Regions from separate parts of the Homo sapiens genome. Here region 2 is linked to region 1. A link is an interaction called in ENCODE POLR2A ChIA-PET data of the cell type or tissue named here. Cell type or tissue: PC-9. All regions are shown on one strand.

What was found. ChIA-PET counts read pairs that join two places held together with the same protein. Peaks named below come from ENCODE experiments on the same cell type or tissue, not always from the same donor. Only the 100,000 strongest peaks of a DNase experiment are listed, where the experiment ranks them.
Region 2: POLR2A ChIA-PET joins it to region 1 with 5 read pairs; 2 of 35 experiments call an interaction of 5 or more read pairs at or near these places.

Annotation. Positions count from the first base shown.
Region 1 is chr9:109,063,717-109,067,716 of GRCh38, forward strand. It overlaps TMEM245 (transmembrane protein 245), which reads right to left. Exons shown (of 18, transcript NM_032012.4): 10 at 761-851. Among named protein-coding and RNA genes, the nearest start is that of MIR32, 19 kb to the left of the region's middle. In PC-9, no CTCF peak of the experiment used is centred here; a DNase peak (open chromatin) is centred at 1,805; H3K27ac peaks cover 4,000 bases.
Region 2 is chr9:108,996,672-109,000,671 of GRCh38, forward strand. It overlaps CTNNAL1 (catenin alpha like 1), which reads right to left. Exons shown (of 19, transcript NM_003798.4): 2 at 2,396-2,585. The region is part of intron 3 of LOC105376216 (a long non-coding RNA gene); the gene reads left to right. Among named protein-coding and RNA genes, the nearest start is that of CTNNAL1, 15 kb to the right of the region's middle. In PC-9, no CTCF peak of the experiment used is centred here; no DNase peak of the experiment used is centred here.

The DNA.
Region 1 (4,000 bases):
CCCTCCACTTCAGTCAAGATCATTTCCTCAAGCACACTCCTGTCTCAGCATCTCAATCATCTCTTCAAGCACACTCCTGTCTCTGCATCTTGGCTCACACAAATACCCTTCTTAAAATCCACTCTTCCTTGATCTGCCATTCCTTCAAGGTTTATCTCAAGTGCCACATCAAAAGCACTTAATCCAGTTCTGGGCACACACTGCGAGCATGCTACAGTAGAAACAAAGGATTTGAAGTTAAGCTTCAGTTTCAAACCAAGCTCTGCAATTTACTACACGACCACTGGGAACTGACTCAGCCTTGCTGAGTCTTGTTTCCTCATCTGCAAAGCAGGCAAAATAATTCATACTGCAGGCTTCTTAGAAACAGTAAAAGAAAAAAAAACAAATATTAAATGAAAATAACTGGAAACTGCCAAAGACAGTTATCAGCAGACAATAAGATTTAATATGCATTAATACCTTTTTCTCTACAAAGCCTTATTTGACTACCCAAACCAAGTGATCATTCTGTCCTAACTCACAAGTAATGAATCACATCTATCTTGAAAAAGTACATGACCAACCTCTCAGATTGTTCAGGGTACTACCCCTATTCAATGTGATCTTTCAAAAGATTTCATTGTATGTTGCTTACCTGTTTATTTAAGCCTATTTACTGCTGTGAATAGCATTTCTACTTATGTTTTATCAAAGCAACAAGCAACCACCAGTAAAGACCCTGAAAAGAGAAAGCCACAAAGAAAGTTTCTTCCCTTACCTTGTGAGTTATCCATTCTCGTCCATACTGATACACGTTGTTAGCCGCAGAATTCAGGGCTCTTTGGACTACCTGAGCCTCAGGAAGCCAACTAATGTAAAACAAAGAAAAAAATGAAAAAAGTACACTTTCTGTGTAGTGTACCAATAATGCTTTGAACTTGATATGCTTAATCCATAACAGACAGACTGTTGATCATTCACCAATACACAGATACCAAAGCATCATGAGCAGGACTTCCAGGCTTAACTGTCCTAAGTCTCTAACATTCAGGATGTCCTTTCAATCTTTCCTTAGCTTTTATTTATTTTATTTTATTTTTGAGATGGAGTTTCACTCTTCTTGCCCAGGCTGGAGTGCAATGGCACGATCTCGGCTCGGTGCAACCCTGCGACTTCCACCTCCTGGGTTCAAGTGATTCTCCTGCCTCAGCCTCCCAAGTAGCTGAGATCATAGGCACGTCACCACGCCTGGCTAATTTTGTATTTTAGTAGAGATAGGGTTTCACCATGTTAGTCAGACTGGTCTCAAACTCCTGATCTCAAGTGATCCACCTGCCTCAGCCTCCCAAAGTTCTGGGATTACAGGCATGAGCCATGGCACCAGGCCTCAATGTTTCCTTAGCTTTTAGACCCACTTTCCCCACAACCTCCCTTTCATTCTACTCTGCCTGGTTTCTCTGTTCACATGTCCTGAGTCACCTGCCTTATTCAGCACCAAAGAAAATGGTTCTGGGAGACTGGGATATTCAACATCTGGGACAGGGTTCTCAAAGTGTGGTCCACAAACCAGCAGCATCAGAACTTTTTGGAAACCTGTTAGAAATGAAAAATTGGGGGCCCAAACCTAGATCTACTGAAAAAGGAACACGACTAGGGCCCAGCAATCTGTACCTTAACAAACCCTGCAGGTGATACTGATGGCATGCTACAGTTTGAGAATCACTAATCTAAGGAAGTGAAGAAATCAGAAAGAATGCAGGAAATGAAGAAGGTGAATCATTATCCTCAAGTTGGTTATCTACTGAAGATCTTTTAAAGATAGAATTCCTGAGCAAAGTTCCAACTATGCAAGGAACTATAGCCCACAGCTTTACTTGTTGTGCAGTGAGAGGTGGCCTCCTCATTCTTCTGTTGACTAAGCAGGCTGTACCATACACCTTAATCAAGAATCCTTTACACAATCCTAATGTTTTCCACAAGAGAAAATATGTTCACGTATTATCTAAATTGTTCCTCTTAATAATATACGCTGGAGATGTTGACATTCACAAATTTAACAGTCCTCATTTCAACTATTCCAGAGTGAAGCCAAAAGGTGAAGGCAAGCAGAAGCTAGTCATTTACTTTCCTGAGGCCCCAAAATGACACATCCTACAAACCTAACACAAAAGGGTCAATTAGGTAAAGTCAAATGTGCAACATCCTCAACTCACAGCAACTTTATGTGCTGTGTATGAGAAAGATGGTCATAAAGAGAAAGTCAGTTGCCACTGACAGCCACAAAGTCATGGTGCCTAGGAAAGTGGTCTTTAACCAGAAAAAAATAAGAGATCTTTTGAATAAATTAAAAAGTAGACTATTAAACCAGTAGTGGGTTGAATCTTAAGTATTAACCAGTTTGTCCCACACTCCAAATAAAGTATCTGTGAAACTTCTTGGCAAATGCCTCAGTCCACTCAAACATTTCTCAGCAAGGCCAGCACGCTGGCTCATGCCTGTAATCCCAGCACTTTGGGAGGCCAAGGCAGGCAGATTACTTGAGGCCAAGAGTTCAAGACCAGCCTGGCCAACAAGGCAAAACCCCGTCTCTACTAAAAAATACAAAAATTAGCTGGGCATGGTTGCACAAAACTGTAGTCCCAGCTACTCAGGAGCCTGAGGCACAGGAATCACTTGAGCCCAGGAGGCAGACGTTGCAATGAGCCAAGATCATACCACTACCCTCCAGCCTGGGCAAAAGAGCAAGACTGTCTCAAAAAAAAAAAAAAAAAAAAAAAAAATTTCTCAGCAAGTAAGACAAAATTTCAAACGTTTAGAGACACAAATATAATAATTTACAGTATAAGCATATAAACAGGAAATCTGGGTCACTAAACTGAAATGTGATTCGGGAGAAATTAAGTAGCTTTTAAATTACTCTTTTATACATTCATCAGTGGCTTGAAGGGACTGCTAAATATTTTCAATTATATGGTAACTTATAATTGATATTATATTGATATATTGGTATTATATTGATATTATATATTATAATGATAACACTCTCCTGTAGTGTTATTCAAAAGTGTGAAGATGGGCAGGGCATGGTGGCTCACGCCTGTAATCCCAGCACTTTGAGAGGCCGAGGCGGGTGGATCACCTGAGGTCAGTAGTTTGTGACCAGCCTGGCCAACATGGTGAAACCCCGTCTCTACTAAAAATGAAAAAATTAGCCAGGTGTGTTGGTGTGCGCCTGTAGTCCCAGCTACTTGGGAGGCTGAGGAAGGACAATTGCTTGAACCCAGGAGGCAGAGGTTGCAGTGAGCCGAGATCATGCCATTGCATTCCAGCCTGGGCGGCAAGGGCAAGACTCCATCTCAAAAAAAAAAAAAAAAAAGTGTGAAGATTCATAGAGGTATCTGGACAGATCCTTAATGATTCACAAATGTCTATTGGGCCTGGGAAAACGTCTTATTGGCCACTATGAAAACACTTTCCCAATGTACTCACACAGGTTTCCTAAGAGCAACAAATGAGAGGAGCTGTTTTGGGGACAAGGTAGAGGTACTGGCTCAGTCCCAGCCTCCCTCAAGAGACATGGGGCCAGAAACACAGGAGCTGCCTTAGCTGGGCTGTACTCCGGCCTTACACCTCTACAGCCCCTGAACTGAGCTCCTTCCTTGGAGATTCACTGCCTCAGCCTATCACTAACTCCCCTACTCACTCAAGAGGGATCCCTCAGCAGAAACCAATGCCCTACAGTTTAGACTGGTCTGCCTTCACCTTCCTGGGTAAAGGTTAATCTCTATCACCTACTACCTACCAAGAGAACAACCCTGATTAAAAACAACTTAGTTTAGCCTACTGGGTTTCTCCCAAGTAAGCGAAGGGATAAGTGCAACTGAGAACCATTTCAGTGCCATCTCCTAATGAGGGTCCTGAGGCACAGGAATCAACAGGCTTGAGACAAGTCAGGAGAAAGCAGAAAATGAGCTCCCGACTAACAACTGCCGAAGACAAGAATCAGTATGTATAACAT
Region 2 (4,000 bases), 67 kb before region 1:
TCCTGCTTTAATCAACGGTTGTTAGAAGAAACAGTCATTTTTTTATTTCTTTTTTTTTTTAACCACAAAGCTTTCTTGCAAAATGAAACAGTAATATGAAGACCATCTCTACATTTTCTGTTGAATTGTCCATTATGTAATGTCTGTTTCATAAGCACCCACACAATAATTTAGTGTCAGGAAAAAAAGTCTCTCCTCTTACAAGCTGGTTTGCTTCCTTTCAACAAACAATGAGATTATATAACCCTTTGTTTCCCACATTTTGTCTTGCCTTCCAGGAAGTACAAAGATAAATTTCATGCTTAATTAAAATAATAATGTTTGCCAAAGTTTCTGGTTTATTTATTTTCACATCCTATTTTAATAAGTTTATTGAACATGTCTTTTATTGTAAGTGCTTTCACATCCTTTTCTAAAGTAGGAAAAATATAAATTATGAATAGAATAAGGATATCCCCCCCTGCTTCCCACATAAAACCTATTCTCTGTCCCAGTGAATGGCTAGAAATCCAAAAGTCAACCCAGGGTCTTCCCTTTCCTTTAGTTAACAATCTACTTTTACCTATTCAACCACCTTAATGAGTATTTTGTGCACTCTTCCTGCTCTTTACAGCCCTATTACACTGACTTGGCCTAGCTGGTTTTACCACAAAAGCTTCCCTATTAATCTCCCTGCCTTCAGTCTCAACCTTCTCTCAGGCTGTCCTCATTCGTTCACTTCCTCCACACCATCAGAAAGACTTCTATCTAACATAAAAGATCTGTGAAATGTTCTTGTTTTGAAAAAACAAAACAAAACAAAATAACACAAAACAATATGTCTTTCATCTGGCTCAAAATTTCTCAATGACTCCTAGTATGGAATAATAGTTGAAATCATCCACATAACATACAGGACCGTGTATGATCTTGTCCACCCCTCTACATTTACTTGGTTTTATCGCAATCACTCTCCTCCTGCTGATGACCTGCTCCTCCCTCAGAGTTCCTCATCTCAGTAGATGGCACCACCATTTGCCTAGCTGTTCATATCCCAAATCTTGGAGTTATCCCTGGCTCTTCTATCACATCCAAACCATCAGCCAATCCTATCAGCTCCACCCTGGCAATATATTGAAACAAAGCCACCTTTCACCACCTCAAATGCTATGGTCTAGTCTAAGTCACCATCATCTATCACCTGGACCACTGTGACAACCTCCTAACTGGTTTCTCTGAATTCATCCTCACACCCCCTAAAATGTATTTTCTATACAGGAGCCACCAGTTACCCTTTTAAAAATACAAATGAGAACATGTCACTGCCCAGCACAAAATCTCCCACTAATCCCTCATTCCACTTAGAACATAGTCCAAAATTCCCCCAAGTATCCACATAGCTCAGGCCTTCATTCCATTGCAGTCTCTGCTGTAATGTTCCTTCCTTAGCAGGTCTTCCTAATTCCCTATCCCAGGAGTTCTCAACTGGGGGCCATTTTTACCCCTCACGGGACATTTGGCAATGTCTAGAGCTATTTCTGGTTGTCCCATGGAAGGAGAGGGGACCTTCCAGCATCTAGTAGGTAGAAGCTAGTGATGCTGATAAACATCCTACAATGTACAGGTCAACCTCCCACAACAGAGAAGTATCCAACCCAAGATGTCAGTAGCACCAAAGTTAAAAAACCCTGCCCTCTCTAAAACAGCACCTTCATTGTTCTCCTAACTCTTACCTTGCTTTTTTTTTTTTTTACATGGTAACGATCACCACCTGACATTACATATATATTCATTTATGATCTGTCTCCCTCAGCAGAATGCAAGGCCCAAGATGGCAGATTTTGGACTGATTTGTCCATGCCTATCTCCCTATGGCCTAAAAGAATGCCTGGTATATCACCAGCATTCAGTGAATATTTATTGAAAAAATTAATGGATAAATGATACTTCAACAAAGCTGCAGTCCTCAAAACACTCTAGGTTCTCAAAGGCTTCTGTGCTACCATCTATAGAGAACTGTGAACCATCATGAAGTTTGAAGTCACTATGATTTGTTTGCTGTAGAATACTAATGGATACTAATGCTTATTTCCATTTCCTATGTCATGGAAAGTAGACTAATATGTTCTTAGAGAATAGAGGCCACAGCTCCCACTTCTCTATCTCTCTCACATCTCAATGGCTGATGAGGATGGCCGATCACTAACTCTGACCAGTGAAGGAGTCCTATGTTTCAGATTTAGGACTTGATCCAAGCCAAGTGCAGTATTCGCGGAAGCTAATCCAGGCCTTTAATGTCTGAGGCAGACATAATCAAAGAGCTGTATATCTTTATTCCAAATAAATCAATAATTTTTCATCATAACCAAAGCAATAAAAGTGGTATGAATAGTCTTCAAAATCAATATCCACCTACCTGCTTGTTTAGCTTCAATACAAGCAATATTTATTTCTTCTTTCAAATCCCAGTTTTCATTGGCTATAGCTTCTCCTACTTTAACAAATCTTCCAACTGCCAAGTTGACAGCTTGTCCTACACGCTGAATTGCTTGCAGAGTTTTATCAGACTTTTTGGTATTATCTTTATGATTAATAAGCGTGGTGATCTAAAAATAAAAGATAAAAGCAACTTTTATCTCAATACCTTTTCTTTTTTAAGCTGTATCACAAAGTCAAAGAAAATGAAGCCTGGCATACTGTATAGCTCAATAGACTAAATCAATAGTTAGAGATGCTTCAACAGAGACAACCAGCAAAGTATCCTGCATCATTCCTTAAGACAATGTTTCCATTAATTACAACTCCAAGTTCACCTGAGGGCAGTTATCTGGGGCATGCAGTTTATCTGGGGCATACAGTTCCAGAGGCCCTCCAGATCTTTCAACAAATCTTAAGGAGAAAAGTAGAAGCGGATAGATCATTACATTCAGAAAGCCAAAGTACTTCAGGTCTAGTTTCCTCTACTACGACTTCAGATGCTATGAGAGTAGAAACAGCTCTTCTTCCTCTCCATTCCACTCCGTTGCCTACCATGGAGCACAGGCTGTACAAAATAGTACTTGTGCCATACATGTTTACCAAATTAACTAGATACTTTAGAATGAGCATTGTAATCTATATTTCACATTTTGCTAAGTTTTGTTGCATCCGACTCAAAATAAACGAAATACCGAGAGTTTTAACACTTGATCCCAGGCCCTGAAATAAAATACAAAAGGTGACAACTTCAGCTCACTGAAACAAACATAATTCTTCAAAATATCTTAGGGAACTAGTACATGAACTATGCTGACATCTAAGAATATTTATTAAAGAAATGTTGTATGAAAAACATAGATTCCCAACTATTGCTCAATGTACATGTACTAGTATTAAAAGAAGGGGAAGAGAATTACAAGAAGGGGAAGAGAATCACTTCTACTCTTTGTACAACTACTATGTGCCAAGCACTTTATATGTATGTTTAGGTATTAATATTTTAGAATTAATAGACCTAGGTTTAAGTCTTGGCTCGGCGATTACTTGCTAAGTGGTCTAGGGAAATTTAATATCTAAATTTCCTCAACTACAATATTGCTTTTCATCAAATTTTGAATATCTACTATATGCCAGTTCCTAAGGATGTATCAGTGAATGAGACTAAGACAATCCCACCACCATTAGGTTTACAGTATGGTAGAATAGCAATAATTCAGTTACACAAAATATATTTGTTGCACACTATCATATCCCAAATAAAATTCTAGGCAAACCTGAAATAACAATCAACAAGAAAGAAAAGCCCACGTTCCCATGGGGCTTACATTCTAGTGAAGGAGTGGGGGAGAACTAATAATCACATAAATAGGTAAACAAAAAATAAACTTTAATATAACTGTTATGTACAAAATGTTAGGATAGTGTGATATAAAGTATCTGTGTAGCTACCTGAAATTGACTGGTCTTCCTTCTAAGACAAAGCGATATTTAAGCTGAGATCTAAATGATAGCAAAGCAGTCAGACCAGCAAACATCAAAGGAT